2 separate regions of the Homo sapiens genome follow, and region 1 is linked to region 2. Evidence: chromatin loops called from intact Hi-C (ENCODE). Cell type or tissue: IMR-90. All regions are shown on one strand. Links, peaks and the distances in the headings refer to the core of each region. The heading gives the core; the rest is flanking DNA. Region 1 has its middle 450 kb from the start of QKI. Region 2 has its middle 170 kb from the start of QKI.

Region 1 (4,362 bases), core at 363-4,362, 280 kb before region 2:
CCCAGGACCAGGAGGATTTAGATCACCCAGCCATGTGACTCTCAGGGAAACCCAAAATTGGGGAAGGAGCCTGAGCCACAAAACTGCTCTGCCATTGCTGTGACCGCAACACTCTTCTATCTCCCCATGAGTGTGGAGTGGACGAATGACAGTTATTCAAAAAATCATACATCCTCAGCCGGGCATAGTGGCTCATGCCTGTAATCCCAGCACTTTGGGAGGCCAAGGCGGGTGGATTGCCTGAGCTCAGGAATTTGAGACCAGCCTGGGCAATACGATGAAACCCCGTTTCTACCAAAAATACAAAAAACTTAGGCAGGTGTGGCGGCATGCACCTATAATCCCAGCTACTCGGGAGGCTGAGGCAGGAGAATCGCTTAAACCCTGGAGGCAGAGGTTGCAAGTGAGCGGAGATCGCGCCACTGCACTCCAGCCTGGGTGACAGAGTGAGACTCCATCTGGAAAATAAATAAATAAATAAATAAATAAATAAATAAATAGTCCTCATTTGGTGACCTAGTCAGAGAAAAACAGTGAATCCTGAAAACCTGGCCGGAACAACAGAAATTTACTGTCTCAGCTCTGGAAGCTCAAAGTCCAAGATCAAGGTGTCTGCAGGGTTGGTTCCTTCTGAGGCTGCGAGGGAGCATCGGTTCTGGTTCTCTTCCCTATCATCTAAATTTTCTCTGTTTTTTACAAGGACACCAGTCACACTGGATTAAGCACACACACACACATACCACCCCCACCCCACCCCGACTCCCCGCCACATCATTCATTAGGACTTCATTGTAACCTGATTCCCTCTGCAAAGGCCCTGTCTCCAAATACAGTCACATTCTGACCACATTCTGGGGTCTCCGGACTCCAACATATCACTTGTGGGGACATAATTTAATTCCTATGAAGGCAGAAACACAGTAGTCTATTTGAAATCACTCAACTGTAGGCATCTTTAACACTTCTGCATCTCAACCCATAAAACTCAGATGTAAAGAATTGTAATTTTTCAAAAGAATGTTTCTGTATTAGTCAGGGTTCTGTTAGGGGACAGAACTAATAGGAAATACATATATATGAAATATATATATAAAATATAGATATATTTATGTAGAACCATCACAGTTTTTACAACTTAATATCAGCTAAAGTTTTTACAGCTTAGACAAATCAATGAACCCTCAACTGTCTTCCCATGTGGCGTCCTGATTTCAAGGGCTCGCATAGTGCAAAGAGCTTTTATTTCTGGGTTGGGTGGGGAGCTAGATTTTTATCTTTAATGTTTTCTATCCAAAGGGCCATCTTCTGTGCCATCGATTGTCCCATGTGAACTTCAGTCATTGATCCACCGGAGTCTCCACTGAGCCCTCTTCATTGTCATCTTCCTGCCCCTGAGGGCCGAAGGCTCCCTCTGCTTCCTCGGACTCCCTAAGCACCAGGTTCGTGCCTGGTTTCTGTGCCACGCTGGGGACATGCTTCCCGGCAATGCCTCCTCCCTCCTCCATCCCCTCCATCCAGAGTGTCCACTCCATCCCCTCTCCAGAGTGTTGCTCCTTCTATGGAATCAGATGCAGGGCCGGTGGCAGGTCGGGGGAGAGGGATATTCTGTTGCTCCCACACTCCTCACACTTCCCTGAGCCTCTCTCTGGACCCTCCCAACATCATGGCTTTCTTCACTTCAGCTGCATCTCACAAGTTCAGTCCACAAAAATCTCAGCTGAAGAAGGGAAGCCATTTCTGACTCAGGGCGTTTCCCCCGTGTAACTTTTCCACACTTGAAGGGCCTTTGCCAAGTGTCTAGACTTCTGGAACACATAAGCCAGGAGAATGCAAGATTGCCATGTGGCCTACAGCATCTTGGAATGAGACTGGAAGTGTGGGATGCCCATCTGCTTGGCCAGGACGTGGGGGTGTCGAAGAGAAAGAGGAGCTGTGCAAACCAGCAGGAGGAAGAGCCCATTTATGCGCCTCGCCTTGATAAAACAGACTAAACGAGAGACAAATATGCATTCTTTTTGTTAAAAATTGATCTCGATGGTATAAGAAACTATTTAAGTTCATTATACAAGTGTGCCTAAAACTGGTATAGATTTTATTATTAATTCAGTGAAACTTCATTAATTCGAACTTTAAGAAAAAACAATTTCATAGCTCTTAGATAACAAAATAATCCTGACATAGTTTAAAAAGTATTCACTAGCAGAATTTCATATAGGCTCTGCTACCTGAATGGATGCTGCGTGAGTACTTCAAAACCTTTCCTTTCCTTGGCGTTTAACCATTCCCCAGGTAAGCTTGGCTTATCCACTGAGCAAGTCCTCTTATTACAGATTGTACAAAGATGAACTTGGTTCTGACGGTGTTGGATTTAATACATATTCCAAATTATCAATGATCCAATGATCAAATGATTGAATCCAGTTGTGTCTGCTAGTCTAATTGCTTTACTCTCTATTCAATTACTGATTTCTGGAAGTGGTAGAATCGTCACCAATTTTGAAGTTGTTTCAGTTATGCCACATGCGGCCAATATATTCTCACAAGGCAGAAATTTCTCTCTATACCAGAAATGAAGATTTTACAGAGTGGTGAGTAGGCTTCAGATCTTTCAGCACCAAGGGGTTTGCCTAATAAGAGTGCTTAGCCAACCAAAGGGAAGATGATTGCAGAGTGATGAAATATTCAAGACGACAAAACAGCTACACACAGAAAGCAATAGCATTTGCCAGATAAGGGGATCCTTTCTCCAGGCTTAGTCAAGATAGTTCCATCTCTGGGAGGCAGCGCCCCAGCCTGGGAGCAGATAAACCGTGGTCCAGAACACCTCCCTGGGGGCCTCCTGCCCTCACTTGCTGCTCTGGGGAGTGCCGGCTTCCCATTAAGATCCCAGTGATCTTTGAAGTGCCGCATCGTTTAGGCTTCCTGTATAACTAAATGAGGTTTCCGCTCCCTGTAGCCCTGGTCATGTTCTGTGCAGAGCAGATACTGGGCGCTGGCTCAGGGAGGAACACGGCCATAAATCATTCAGTGTCAGAGCCTTTTCAAGTCAAATCCCTCAGCTCTCAAGCCCATCACTCACAGAAGGTTCTGGGAGCGTCAATTATGGAAATGCCTTCCAGTTAAGATTAGAGGTACATTTGGTTATTCATTTACTTTCCATTCCCAAATTGCAGTAACTATTTCAGGAATGATTTTTGCAGTATCCTGTTTGGTACAATTTTCTAATATGAAGAGAATTCTAAAAATAAACATAAGCTATATATGCAGATTTTTGTGGTTTTTGACCCACGAATGCATCAGTTGAAAACAATTCTTAATACTGATGACAAAACTGAAAAGTAACCTGGTTTCAAATAGAATTCCTGCTGCACAGCCTGGAGAGACACCCGAGAAAGGAACCCACTCATAGCATTTTGTCAGCATCGTCAAAAGTAGATTCCTAGCTTTTAAATCCATGCATCCTAATCCTTGCAGCTTCTGGTGTGCCTCATAAACCCACCCTATAATGAGCATTTTATTTAAGCCAGTTTTAGAGATTAGAACGGAGTTCATTTCCTTCTACTTTTCATTCACGTTACTTTTAATCCCTTCATTCTATAAACTTAATTGCTATTTTGCTAGTCCCCAAGCAGCTAACCTAAGCCTTCTTTAAGCATTTCTTAGTAATTTTCCTTTAGTTATTTACTACATTTTCTCTTTAGTCAGCTAAATGAAACTTTCAGGATATTTCTTGGGTGAACAAAACTTCAGATGAAGCACTTGCTTTTTTGTTACAACTGCACAAATTTTATTTTGCATTTCTCCCTCTTCTAGGAGAGCATCAAAGAGATGACAGAATGATTAACGTCAGTCATTAGTACTGATGTTTTCTTTATCTTGGGCAAAACACTCAACACTACATTTGATACAAAAATAAATGAGCATTTGATGCAATTGCTACCAATTTCCTCCATCTTGACAAATTTGGATTTTGCTTGGGTGTGTTGGATATTGCAGCATTCGCTATAGTTCGGAGGCCACACTAAGACAGTTATCTACTTAACCTACTTGTCTAACTGCAATTTTACTATTTCACAAACACACCTGTTATGGCAGTAGCAGTGGCATTATAAAATAAATAAATAAGCCTGAAAGAATCCACGGAGGCTCTGCACTATCTAGGTAATAACATTTCATCCAAGGAAAATACTTCAAAGAACAATTCAATTATTTATCTATTTATCCTGTTTGTTAAAATAGTGGCAAACATGACAAGTGGTTCAGAATTTGTCCTAAGACCCCAGCAATATGAACATATCAATAAATAGTGATATCCATTGAATCAGTTGCCCAGGTAAATGTGTGTGGGTGTATTTGTTTATA
Region 2 (4,400 bases), core at 236-4,235:
ATTGCAGGTCATGCCAGCGGAAGCTTAACCGAGGGAGCAGGGCGCACAGACACAGCTGTGCTCCAAGAGTTTAAAAAGCATTTTGGCAGATGTTCCTTGGTGATCAGTTGGAGTCTTTGGCACGAGGCTGGCATCTGGTGTGTTTCCTGTTCATTACTGATGAAATTGTCTGACGTGTCTGTGTCTCATCCGAATACAACAGAAAAAAATGCCTGGGAATAAACACCCTAATCTAACCCTTGGAGCAATGTGTAGGTACTGTTTATCTTTGAAATAAATATTCAGGTCACATAAACTGCAGTTCAATGTACAAAGCAGAATTTAATATGAGGACATATAAGGTTTAAATATCATTGCATAGTAGTGACTTTTTAGGTAATCACAATTTTATATGCCTGTTACATTTGTGGTAGGAGTTTAGCTAGATTTTGCTGGAAAACTACAGCTTATTTATAAAGTACACACATTATTTTAATCGTACAAAAATGTGTAAAATATCTTACTCACCATGTAACATGGGCACCCCAAAGTACATGAGTTTCTTAAGAAGACATATGAAATCTTCAAGGCTATAAAGAGGACAGGAAATGACTCACTTCCCAATGACTCCAGGTAGATTAAATACGCCCCCCCTTTTTTTTAAGACAGTGTCTCACTCTGTCATCCAGGCTGGAGTGCAGTGGCACGATGTTGGCCCATTGCAACCTCCACCTCCTGGGTTCAACCAATTCTCCTGCCTCAGCCTCCTCAGTAGCTGGGATTCCTGGTGCATGCCACCATGCCTAGCTAATTTTTGTATTTTTAGTAGAGACTGGGTTTCACCATGTTGGCCAGGCTGGTCTCAAACTCCTGACCTCAAGTGATCCACCCGCCTCAGTCTCCCGAAGTGCTGGATTACAGGCGTGAACCACCGTGCCTTGACTAAATACACATTCTTAATTTAGCAACAGGAAACAATAGAGGAAAATAATGACACATACTCACTGAACACACACCAGTTCCAGGCAATGTGCTAAGAGGTTTACGTTAATTAGCTCAGTTGACCCTCTTAGGAGCCCTGTGACATAGGTACTTTATCCCCATTTTATAGATGAGAGACCTGAGGTTTCAGGTTGAAGTTACCTGTCTAAAATCTCCAGAGTGAGAAAGCAGCCATATTCCAGAGAGCCTGCGTTATGCTGACAGAGAAATATGGATACATGAGAAAATTTATGCAGCACCTTAAATATGTGCCTTTCTAATTGGAAATTCTGAGTGTTTCACAAGTACAAGTACTTTCCTACTTCTTCAAAAATATTAATTTTTTTGGAATAATGATAAAAGCTCAAACCTGTTCTGCTGGACAGGAGAAAGGGCAGCCGGGGGGCGCACAGAGGGAAAGCCTCCCTTTCTGTCTGTACTCCCTGTGGTTAAAATGTTACTATTTGGCCACACTGGCCTCCAGACATAACTGTGGCCAGGCACAGAACGGGGTTTCACACTAGGGTAAACCCTCAGATCTTCAAGGTCTATTCCCAGGTCTTTCCAGGCAGGTCTGGGGCTTGGAGTGTGGGAGCTACTGCTCTGTGGGCTGCTGCCTAGACGGCAAGCTCCTGGTTTTTGTTCGTTTGTTTTGTGTTTTTTTGGCGGAATTTTGCTCTGTTGCCCAGGCTGGAGTGTAGTGGCGTGATCTTGGCTCACTGCAACCTCCGCCTCCCGGGTTCAGGCGATTCTCCTGCCTCAGCCTCCCAAGTAGCTGGGATTACAGGCGTCCACCACCATGCCTTGTTAGTTTTTGTATTTTTAGTAGAGATGGGGTTTCGCCATGTTGGCCAGGCTAGTCTCGAACTCCTGGCCTCAAGTGAGGCCAGGCCTCCCAAAGTGCCTGGGATTACAGGCGTGAGCCACCATGCCTGGCCTGAACGTCTTATTATTTAAAAGTGTGTTGGGGTGGTGGTGGGGCCTTATTCCTAATACTTAAAATCATACACTGATGGCCAAAATCACACTACCAAGTATGACTTAGGAATTGAGAACTCAAGAAGATAACTTCAAGTACTTCTCCCCTTCCTAGGTAGAGGAGAAAACCAAACATCATATATAGGGAGATAGGATTCTAAGTCATGGTACAAACCTCCCCAGAGGAATTGTGAGAATCAGCTTTTCTTAAAGATCCTCACTTCCCCGTTTGCTAGTGTTTCTGAGTGATAACCAAGACCATCATTCCCAGGAGAGCACACGCAGTAAAGTCATCGACATCATCATTGCAGTTTCTCACTAGACGCCTTGTGCTGAGTGATGCACATTCAATCTATACTGTGCACCTCTTGATTACTGAAAAGTGGTTAAAGCTAGATTACAATAGTGCCCCCTTATTCACATTTCCCTTTCTGAAGTTTCGGTTACCTAAGGTCAACTATGTTAGAAAAATATTAAATGGACAGTTCCAGAAATAAACCTTTCTTAAGTTTTAAATTTCAAGCTATTCTGAGTAGTGTGATGAAATCTTGTGCCTTTCCGCCTGGGACATGAGTCATCCCTCTGTCCAGCATATCCTTGCTGTAGACACCTCCCCGGCCCCCAGCAGTCACTTGGCAGCCGTCTTAGTTATCAGATTAACTTCCTGTGTTCAAGTCATCCTTATTTTACTTATAATGGACCCAAAGCGCAAGAGCAGTGATGCTTGCAATTCAGACGGGACAAAGAGAATTGTAAGTGCTGCCTTTAAGTGAAAAAGTGAAAGCTTATCATAGGTACAAATATATAAGAAAAAACATTGCCGGGGTGTGGTGGCTCATGCTTGTAATTCCAGCACTTTGGGAGGCCGAGGCGGGTGGATCACTTGAGGACAGGAGTTCGAGACCAGCCTGGCCAACATGGTGAAACCCTGTCTCTACTAAAAATACAAAAAATTAGCTGGGCGTGGTGGCACATGCCTGTAATCCCAGCTATTTGGGGGTCTGAGGCAGGAGAATTGCTTGAATTCGGGAGGTGGAGGTTGCAGTGAGCCGAGATTGCACCAGCAGTGAGACTCTGTCTCAAAATAGAAAAAAGAAAAAACATAACGTAATCAGGTTCTGTGCTATCTATGGTTTCAGTCATCCACTGGGAGTCTGAAAATGTATCCCCTATATATAAGAAGGGGCCACTGTATTTCAATTCTCTCAGTCCTAATCTAAGTCTATACTTTTCAAAGATTTATCAATGAAAGCAAGTCAAGATCAATTGATTTTTGTTGTTGTTAAAACAACTGTAGGACTCCCACTAGAAGCCCGAAAACTTTTTAAGGCAAAAATTGTGAGACACGTATTTGGTAGTGTGCTTTTTTAGTATTCTGTAAGTAATTTCAAATATTAGCAGTAAGATGGTTTTTAAATTTTGTTTTAGAGAACAGGCATTTGTATTCCCTAGTAATTATTGTTATGAATGATTTTTGGGTTAAATAAACAAAAGTTTGTGGTCTAAGCCTCAATTTAGATGTGATATAGTGTTCTAATAGTAGAAATTTCAGTTATGTTTAGATAGCCGCTACACCATTTGGAGAAACCCACGTTGGATGTAAGTTGGATTTTAAAGTGCACAGGCCCAGCAGAGTCACAGTTGTGTGATGAAAGCATTAGTATGAATGCCTCCACTAGGACTAAATAAATTGTCAGTCGACAGAACATTGAATAGAGTGAAATAAGAACCCCCCTGATTACTATGCCAGGTCATATAATCCATAGGGAACTAAGTTCTGCGGGAAGAGAATCAGATAATGCTAGCTTCAAATAAACTGAAATCCCACAAAATTCAATGGTAAATGAAGTTACTAGGGAAAAAAGAAAAAAAAAACCCTAGTTATTTCAGCATCATTGATACCAAGTGGAAATCTCCAATCCATAATCCATATCCCTTGAAAAGGAGATTTGTAGTAGGTAGGGATCAAATAATTAGTTGACCCAAATAGTCCTTCAAATACCTGATAACGTGAACATTATCACTGCCAGTCAAAGGGAGAAAAAACACTCGTCTTACTACACTCAGAATGTTCTAAATCTTCAGTACGCTATAGCTTTCTCATCAATGTGTACAGTGGTGTAAAATGATTTTCCAGAGGTCAACTCTTGATAAAATGTTCTACTGCTATGAGTCATTAAGTAGGTGAATGATGATTTATGAATGGAACTTACACGTTGGATACCAAGAAGACTAAAACTCACATCTCGTAGATAGTACCTTATGTCTTGATAGAAAAAAGATATAGATTAGCATCACTTCCTAGTCACTAAAATAGTTTGTAATCTTAAGTAATGAAATACGTGACATTTGTCATATTGTTCTATACAGTAATAGGGAACAATCCCAGCTTTACAACTATATTCAACTTTGGTGCAGTCACCTCTGATGCTACCTTTCCACAGAGTGGCGGGGGTCCTGCT

What was found. A loop is a pair of places that touch in the nucleus more often than their neighbours do. Peaks named below come from ENCODE experiments on the same cell type or tissue, not always from the same donor. Only the 100,000 strongest peaks of a DNase experiment are listed, where the experiment ranks them.
Region 1: it touches region 2 in a loop (2.1-fold over the local background); 1 of 110 quality-filtered maps calls a loop at or near these places.

The regions. Positions count from the first base shown.
Region 1 is chr6:163,859,320-163,863,681 of GRCh38, reverse strand. No RefSeq gene overlaps it. Among named protein-coding and RNA genes, the nearest start is that of QKI, 450 kb to the right of the region's middle. In IMR-90, for the core only: no CTCF peak of the experiment used is centred there; DNase peaks (open chromatin) are centred at 2,681 and 3,281; H3K4me3 peaks cover 482 bases; H3K27ac peaks cover 1,115 bases.
Region 2 is chr6:163,584,149-163,588,548 of GRCh38, reverse strand. No RefSeq gene overlaps it. Among named protein-coding and RNA genes, the nearest start is that of QKI, 170 kb to the right of the region's middle. RefSeq lists an enhancer at 1-1,117. In IMR-90, for the core only: no CTCF peak of the experiment used is centred there; a DNase peak (open chromatin) is centred at 2,518; H3K27ac peaks cover 258 bases.